2 separate regions of the Homo sapiens genome follow, and region 2 is linked to region 1. A link is an interaction called in ENCODE POLR2A ChIA-PET data of the cell type or tissue named here. Cell type or tissue: HCT116. All regions are shown on one strand. Links, peaks and the distances in the headings refer to the core of each region. The heading gives the core; the rest is flanking DNA. Region 1 has its middle 32 kb from the start of RRP7A. Region 2 overlaps POLDIP3 (DNA polymerase delta interacting protein 3).

Region 1 (4,384 bases), core at 188-4,187:
GAGTGCAATGGCGCGATCTCGGCTCATCACAACCTCTGCCTCCCGGGTTCAAGAGATTCTCCTGCCTCAGCCTCCTGAGTAGCTGGGATTACAGGTGCCTGCCACCATGCCCGGCTAATTTTTGCGTTTTTAGTAGAGATGGGGTTTCACCATGTTGGTCAGGTTGGTCTCAAACTCCTGGACCTCAGGTGATCCGCCCACCTCGGCCTCCCAAAATGCTGGGATTACAGGCGTGAGCCACCGTGCCCGGCCATAGTTATTCATATGTTTATTATTTTTTTCTTTTTTTTTAATTTTTAGAGACAGGGTCTTGCTGCATTGCCCAGGTTGGAGGGCAGGGGCTATTCATAGGTGTGATCCCAGCCCACTGCAGCCTCGGACTCCTGGCGTTGAGCGATCCCCCAACCCCAGCCTCCCAAGTAGCTGGGATTACAGACACATGCCACTGTGCCCAGCTTGTATGTGTTTCCATTCCTTTAGCAAAAATGTGTTGAGTGCCGGTGGAGCAGCAGTGCACCTGCCCAGGAGGCCCGTGGCATGAGGCTGAGTGCAAACAGAAAGGGAGAGTAATTTCCTGGACTTTTACAAAGTGAGGCCCAAGGTTTGAACAGAATGCCCTGGTGAGAGGTTAGCTCATAGACCCCGGTGTGAGTTGAACTCTTAACCTTGTGGAGCAATAAATGAAGGCCTCCAGATATGAAATGATTTGCTTGGTGTCTCCTGCCCGCAACCTGTACATTTTTCTTCTAGAACATGCCTATAGTATTCTTGATTTTTTTAAAGACACTATTTTGAGGAAACAGTTTTAGGTTCACAGCATAATTGAGAGGAAGGTACATTTATATGATTTTTAAACCTTGGAGGAAGAGGATTTTTTTTTTTTTTTTTTGAGAGAGAGTCTCGCTCTGTCACACAGGCTGGAGTGCAGTGGCATGATCCTGGCTTACTGCAACCTCCGCCTCCCAGGTTCCAGTGATTCTCCTGCCTTAGCCTCCCAAGTAGGTGGGACTACAGGCACACACCACCACACCCGGCTAATTTTTGTATTTTTAGTAGAGACGGGGTTTCACCATGTTGGCCAGGCTGGTTTCAAACTCCTGACCTCAGGTGATCCACCCGCCTTAGCCTCCCAAAGTTCTGGGATTATAGGCGTGAGTGTGGCCTAATTTTTTCGTATTTTTAGTAGAGATGGGGTTTCACCATGTTGGCCAGGCTGGTCTCAAACTCCTGACCTCAAGTGATCCTCCTGCCTTGGCCTCCCAAAGTGCTGGGATTACAGACATGAGCCACTGTGCCTGGCCTCACAGGTAATAATTTTATTTATTTATTTATTTACTTTGGGACAGAGTCTCGCTGAGTCACCCAGACTGGAGGGCAGTGGCGTGATCTCAGCTCGCTACAACCTCCGCCTCCCAGGTTCAAGCTATTCTCCTGCCTCAGCCCCCCAAGTAGCTGGGATTACAGGTGCCCGCCACCACGCCCGGGTAACTTCTGTATTTTTAGTAGAGATGGGGTTTCAACATGTTGACCAGGGTGGTTTCAGACTCCTGACCTCAAGTGATCTGCCTGCCTTGGGCTCTCAAAGTGCTAGGATTACAGGTGTGAGCCACTGCACCTGGCCCTCAAAGGTAATAATTTTTGTTTTTTTTTTCAGACAGAGTCTCACTTTGTCACCCAGGCTGGAGTGCAATGTCACGATCTCGGCTCACTGCAACCTCCGCCTCCCAGGTTCAAGCGATTCTCCTGCCTCAGCTTCCCAAGTAGCTGGGATTACAGGTGCGTGCCACCATGCCTGGCTAATTTGTGTATTTTTAGTAGAGACGGGGTTTCACCATGTTGGTCAGGCGGGTCTCGAGCTCCTGACTTCGTGATCCACCCACCTCGGCTTCCCAAAGTGCTGGGATTATAGGCGTGAGCCACCTCGCCTGGCCGAAGGTAATAATTTGAAATTATTGAAAGTTGCCCCACATTTTCTGTAATTACAGTTATTAGGCACAAGGATTCTGGAAAATGTTTCTTTTGAATGTGAACATTTAAAAAAAAATTAAAAACCACATATGCCTTGTATAGGTTGTCTACTATGCATGACATCAGTGGGCTTAATGGTTTTCTCTCAAAGGTGCTTAGCAAATATTTCACAACTAATAGTAGGAAGCTCAGTTAGCCTTGGTGAGGGTCCTGGTCTTAATTCAGGCCTGACTCTGCCCTGACAAACCTGCAGAACTCTGAATCGCACAAGTTAGGTCCAGATTTAAACATTCCCAGAAAGTCCTAGCTGCAAAGGAGATGAGGAAGACATGGTTACAGTGATTTTTCTGGAGTTAGGAACCTTATATTCTAGTTTTGGGAAGACACTTGGCTTCTAAATAGTTTTCTTTACCATTGGTTCTCTTTTCATAGATCTTACTATTTTATAAGTTTAGTTAATGAAAGAAGAGCTTTTCTTTTTCTTTCTTTCTTTTTTCTTTTTTGAGATGGAGTCTGGCTCTATCGCCCAAGCTAGAGTGCAATGGCATGATCTCAGCTCACTGCAACCTCTGCCTCCTGGGTTCAAGCGATTCTCCTGCCTCAGCCTCCCGCGTAATTGGGATTACAGGTGCCCACCACCACGCCCGACTAATTTTTGTATTTTCAGTAGAGACAGGATTTTGCTATGTTGGCCAGGCTGGTCTTGAACTCCTGACCTCAGGTGATCCGCCCACTTCGGCCTCCCAAAGTGCTGGGATTACAGGCGTGAGCCACCGTGCCCCACCTCTCTTTCTTTCTTTCTTTCTTTCTTTTTTTTTTTTTTTTTTGAGACGGAGTTTCACTCTTGTTGCCCAGGCTGGAGTACAATGGCACGATCTCGGCTCACTGCAACTTCCGCCTCCCAGGTTTGAGCAATTCTCCTGCCTCAGCCTCCCATCCTGCTTCAGCCTCCCAAGTAGCTGGGATTACAGGCATGTGCCACCACACCCAGCTAATTTTGTATTTTTAGTAGAGATGGGGTTTCACTCTGTTGGTCAGGCTGGTCTCGAACTCCTGACCTCAGGTGATCCACCCACCTCAGGCTCCCAAAATGCTGGGATTATAGGTGTGAGCCACTGCGCCTGGCCACTTTTTTTTTTTTTTTTTTTTTTTTTTTTGAGGCAGTGTCTTGGTTTTTTGCCTAGGCTGAAGTGCAGTGGTGTGATCACAGCTCACTGCTGCCTCTACCTCTTGGGCTCAAGTGATCCTCCTGCCTCAGCCTCCTGAGTAGCTGATTTGATTCTACAGGCACTGCCACCACACTAGGCTAATTTTTCAAAAAATTTTAAATCAATAAAATGTTTTTACATAGAGACATAGTCTCACTATGTCGCCTAGGCTGGTCTCGAACTCCTGGACTCAATCAATCCACCCACCTTAGCTTCCCAAAGTGCTAGGATTACAGGTGTGAGCCACTGCACCTGGCTTTTAAAAAAAAACAAAAACAAAAACAAAAAAAACAGGGTCTCACCTTACACAGTTCGCTGCAGCCTCAACCTCCTGGGCTCAGGTGATCCTCCCATCTCAGTCTCCCAAGTAACTGGGACTACAGGCACACACAACCATGCCTGGCTAATTTTTTGTATTTTTTGTAGAGATGGGTTTTTGATGCGTTGCCCAGGCTGGTCTCTAACTCCTGGACTCAAGTGATCCACCCACCTCAGTCTCCCAAAGTGCTGGGATTACAAGCATGAGCCATTGTGCCTGGCCAAAAAGTTTTTCTTCACTTGAGTGTCTGATAATAAATACTTCATCTTCATTCCTCCTGGGTGGTGACGAAGTAGAAATTATTTACTTTGGTTTCCAATTATATATATAATATATATATATATAATAATAACAATAATAATAATTTTTTTGAGACAGAGTCTTGCTCTGTCACCCAGGCTGGAGTGCAGTGGCTTGATCTCGGCTCACTGCAAGCTCCGCCTCCCAGGTTCACGGCATTCTCCTGCCTCAGCCTCTCGAGCAGCTGGACTACAGGTGAGTGCCACCACACCCGGCTAATTTTTTGCATTTTTAGTAGAGACGGGGTTTCACCATGTTAGCCAGGATGGTCTCGATCTCCTGACCTCAAGTGATCTGCCTGCCTTGGCTTCCCAAAGTGTTGGGATTACAGGCGTGAGCCACCGTGCCCGGCCAGTCTCCAATTATATTCATAGTAAAAGTCAAAATAACATTTCATTCAATTCTGATAGACAAGGACCTGCCCCAAATTTATCTTTTTTTTTTTTTTTTTTGAGGCAGAGTTTTGCTTCTTCGCCACGGCGGGAGTGCAATGGCACGATCTTGGCTCACTGCAACCTCCGCCTCTCAGGTTCAAGGAATTCTCCTGCCTCAGCCTCCCAAGTAGCTGGGATTACAGGCATGTGCCAGC
Region 2 (4,384 bases), core at 174-4,173, 95 kb before region 1:
GTGTTTCCCCAGCATAGGCGCAGACAGTTGGGACGAAACTTCAGAGCCCAGGCAGTCCCTGAATGACCAGGCCAGTGTTGTCACTGAGTGGTCCCCTGCTGGTTGGGAGTGAAGAGAATCCAGGCTGGCAGAGCTGGAGCCAGTTGGGGAGCACGGTTCTGGGAGCTCTGCAAAATCAGTAGCAAGTGCTGGAAAAGGCACATGCCGAAGATACTCAAGAGCTCCCAAGATTTGCTTGAGGCTAGCCCAGTGAAAAAAACCAGAGACTCATGTTTCCAGGGGTCAGTCTGTCAGGCAGGAAGGACCCAGGATTTGAACCCAGCTTCAGTGTGCAGGCTCTGAGGCTGCCCAGGACGGGAAAGTCCAAGGAAGGGGCCTGGTGGTGCTCCACTTGCAGTTCTTTAAAGAATGCTGCTTTTTATTCTCCTAACCCTTTCAAGTGGGTGCAGACTTCTCGTTAGCAGCTGGAAGACATTCCTCCCACACTTTTCCCTTCCTGGCCCAAGAGAGCATCCAGAAGGCAGTAGGACCTGGTTTTTCAGGTACTGGGAGCCGGGGGCTCACTGCTTGCACTGTGCTTAGGGTAGGGATGGTAAATATCCTCCCTGCATGGCTTTATCCTCCCTCTCATCCCAAAGCAGGTATCTTCTGGTTGTCACAGAGTTTCATTGAGTCCAGCTGCAGCCACGTGGCCATCTGGAGCTGGTGCTATAGGTGACCATCTGGTACATTGAGGGGACCTGTTTGCCTCCTCCACTCTATAAGCAGTCATCTTGGGAGACCGGGAGGAGAAGGTGGTGGGCTAGTCCTGTGTCCTCCTCCACTTCCCATGCCTCTATGTTACCCATCTGTGTCTCCTGTGCAGAAGGAGAGGAAGGGGCATTAAGAGATGAAGGGTGATTATGTATTACTTATCCATTTCTGAATAAACATTTGTTATTCCTACCTTTGAGTTATCTTTTTTTTTTTTTTTTTTTTTTTTTTGAGACAAAGTCTCACTCTGTTGCCAAGGCTGGAGTGCAGTGGCACTATCTCAGCTCACTGCAACCTCCGCAGCCAGACTCAAGTAATCCTCCCACCTCAGCCTCCCAATTAGCTGGGACTGCAGGCGTGCATCACCATGTCTGGCTAATTTTTGTAGAGATGAGGTTTCACCATGTTGCACAAGCTGGTCTTGAAATCCTGACCTCAGGTGGTCTGCCTGCCTCGGCCTCCCAAAGTTGGAATTAACAGGCGTGAGCCACCACGCCCAGCCAAGGGTTTTAATCTTGCAGGGATTTCAACATTTGGGGTGGAACTTAATTATTTAAAAAATAGAGACAGATTCTTGCTATGATACCCAGGATGGTCTTGAACTCCTGGGCACAAGTGATCCTCCTGCTTCAGCCTCTCAAAGTGTTGGAGTTACAGGCATGAGCCACTGCTCCCCACCAGGGATGCAAATTACTTGATACTCCTCTCCAGAAGGTGGGGTCCTGTGCCCCTCCTGAACCCAAGTGTGCTCTGTTACTACTTTGACCAGATGTGACTCTGCCATTTCTGTGCCTAGGCTTTTAAAGATGGTCACTTCTCCATTTCCTGTGCCTGGAACATTCTCTGGGAGCCTTGACACCACATTTGAAGTTGCCTATTGGGGCCAGCATGGTGGCTCACGCCTGTAATCCCAGCACTTCAGAAGGCCGAGGCAGGCAGATCGCATGAAATCAGGAGTTTGAGACCAGCCTAACCAACGTGGTAAAACCCTGTCTCTACTAAAAATTACAAAAATTAGAGGGGCGCGGTGGTGGGCGCTTGTAATCCCAGCTATTCAGGAGGCTGAGGCAGGAGAATCACTTGAACCCGGGAGGCGGAGTTTGCAGTGAGGTGAAATCACGCCACTGCACTCCAGCCTGTGCAACAGAGCGAGGCTCTGTCTCAAAAGAAAAAAAATAGTTGACTGTCGGTTTGGCATGGTGGCTCATGCCTCTTGTCCCAGCACTTTGGGATGCTGAGGCAGGAAGATTACTGGAGCTCAGGAGTTCGAGACCAGCTTGGGCAATATAGTGAAGCCCTATCTTTACAAAAAACGAAAAATTAGCTCAGCTACTCAGGAGCCTGAAATGGAGGATCATTTGTGCCCAGGAGGCAGAGGTCGCAGTGAGCTGTGATCATGCCACTATACTCCATCCTGGGCAACACAGTGAGACGGCAGAAAAAAAAAAATAGTTGACTATTGAGTCTCATATCTGATTGCCCACCTGACATCTCCCCTGAGTGGCCTAATGGGCATCTCACCACGGCCCACAGAGAACTGATCTACTCGATTTTCCCTAAGCTGGCCCCTCTCCTGCAGTCTACCCATGTCAGTCAATGGCAACACCATCCTCTTAGTTGCTCAGACTGAAAAGCTAGCAGCCATCCTGGATTTCTCTCACACTGCCTATTCAACGTGTGAATGCATGAGTGGAAAGCTGAGTTCGCACTCGTGACTGGCCGGGGTCGACTCTGACATTCACTCCCACTTTGGCGCGCTGATTTGCCTCTGAGCGGATGAAGGTTGAGCCATGGCGGGCGGGGCCGGGGAGGCGGGCTTGGAGCGAGGGGGCGGGGCAGGCGCCACAAAAACGCGCTCGCGCCGGCGCCGAACCGCAACTCCCGGCGACCCCCGCGCTCCCGGGTGGCAAGATGGTGGCGCGCAGGACGAAGCTCGCGGCGCGGGACCCGGAGGACGGTATCCCGAGCCCACCGTGCTACGCAGGTGAGGGGATCCGGAACGCGAGACCGGGGGCGGCCAGCATCGCCGGGAGGTGTTTGGGGGCTGGCGGCGGCCGGGGGTCCCCAGGAGCGGCCGCACGGTTGGGTGTGAGCCCCGGTGGCCCGTGGCCCCAGGCTCCGCAGGTCTTGAGGCTCCGGGGTCCCGAGGACCCACGCGGCGCCCTTCTGCCTGCTCACTCTCCCGGGGCGAGCCCAACTTGGTCCACGCTTCCCTTGGGTGAGCCCGCCTCTGTCCACACTCTCACCCAGGACAAACCCATTTCCGTCCACACCTGCTTGTCCAGGTGAGCTCATCCCCTTCTCATCGCCTCTGCTCCTAGTCCATCCCCCATCAGCTCTTACCTGGGCTGTTATAGGCCCTCCTACTCGGTTGCCCTCCTTCTCCTCTTGCCCCTGCTTCTGTTCTCCACCCACGTGCCAGAATGTTCTTTTAAGGACATTTAGATTCGATCATGTCTGCCGCGCCCACGATAGGCGCCACACCTACTGCATTCCCTCCAGTGGCTTTATCAGGTAGCTTCTAAAACAAAAACCAGACTTCTTAACCTGTGTGGGCCACGTGGTCTGGCTGGTGCCGACCTAAAGCTCTTTCTGTTCCTCTGAGGGAACATGCTTTTTCCCCCCTCTGGGTTTTTGCACGTGCTGTGCCGGTTTGTTGCACAGTGGCGTTCTGGCCTGAGCTTTAATGTTGCTTCCTCAAAGAGGCCATCCGTGATGGCCTATGGAAGGAAGACCTCTGCCACCCCATCACCCTGTAATGTTTCCTTCACGATTGATACAAGTTTGCTGTATGCTTACTTGTTAATTGTCTTCTCCGTTATTGCAACTGAGCTTCCTGAGTTCAGGGACCGCAGCTCTATGCCAACCGGTACTGTGACGGAGGTGTGAGAAAAATAGAAGCAGTTCCTAGCTTTATGAGGATTACAGTCATGGGTGTGCCAGCGATTAACCAAAGAATCTCATCAATATAGCCCCCAGACTGTTAAGAGAAGCTGTGAAGGCACAGGCAGTGGGATCTGAGCTGGCAGGAGGGGCGGAGGTGATGCTAAGGCTCTCCTGAGGAAGCGAGGTTTGAGCTAAACCTGAGGTGAGCGGGAGGGAAGAGGGTGACACGCCAGGTAGAGAGGCCAGCATGTGTGAGGCCCTGGTGTACCCGGGGGAACAGAGAATCCAAGGTGCTGGGGGAAGATGGTACAAGAAGAGGTCACAGTGACAGGCAGGGTCTCACGGGGCTTCCAGCCATGGTTAGGATTTTGGCGTTGACTCCAAGAGCCGCAGGGTTCGAGCTTCCCTCTCATTGCGCCCCCATCTGTAATCATTGCCCATTTATCTTCTCTCTCCCTGCACCGCCTTGGGAGGCCCTCCTGGGCAGACTCTTAGAGCCCGCACAGGCTTTGCCAAAGAGTAGGGTAAGGGGGGTTGGTGAAGGGATGGATGGATCGATGAACAGATAGGACTAGACAGGGATGTGGAGAAAGGAAGTTGTGTGAGTGTCTCGCTGGCCTCAGCTCAGGGTAGCCTGGCCATCCCTCCCCTCCCATTTCCTTTCCAGCTATTCCAATCAAGTTCTCTGAAAAGCAACAGGCTTCTCACTACCTCTATGTGAGAGCACACGGCATTCAACAAGGCA

What was found. ChIA-PET counts read pairs that join two places held together with the same protein. Peaks named below come from ENCODE experiments on the same cell type or tissue, not always from the same donor. Only the 100,000 strongest peaks of a DNase experiment are listed, where the experiment ranks them.
Region 2: POLR2A ChIA-PET joins it to region 1 with 5 read pairs; 2 of 35 experiments call an interaction of 5 or more read pairs at or near these places.

What each region holds. Positions count from the first base shown.
Region 1 is chr22:42,485,191-42,489,574 of GRCh38, reverse strand. No RefSeq gene overlaps it. Among named protein-coding and RNA genes, the nearest start is that of RRP7A, 32 kb to the left of the region's middle. In HCT116, for the core only: no CTCF peak of the experiment used is centred there; no DNase peak of the experiment used is centred there.
Region 2 is chr22:42,580,282-42,584,665 of GRCh38, reverse strand. POLDIP3 (DNA polymerase delta interacting protein 3) reads left to right here. Exons shown (of 9, transcript NM_032311.5): 9 at 1-945. It also overlaps the pseudogene RRP7BP. Among named protein-coding and RNA genes, the nearest start is that of SERHL2, 29 kb to the right of the region's middle. RefSeq lists a silencer at 2,683-2,892. In HCT116, for the core only: no CTCF peak of the experiment used is centred there; a DNase peak (open chromatin) is centred at 2,575; H3K4me3 peaks cover 1,904 bases; H3K27ac peaks cover 1,716 bases.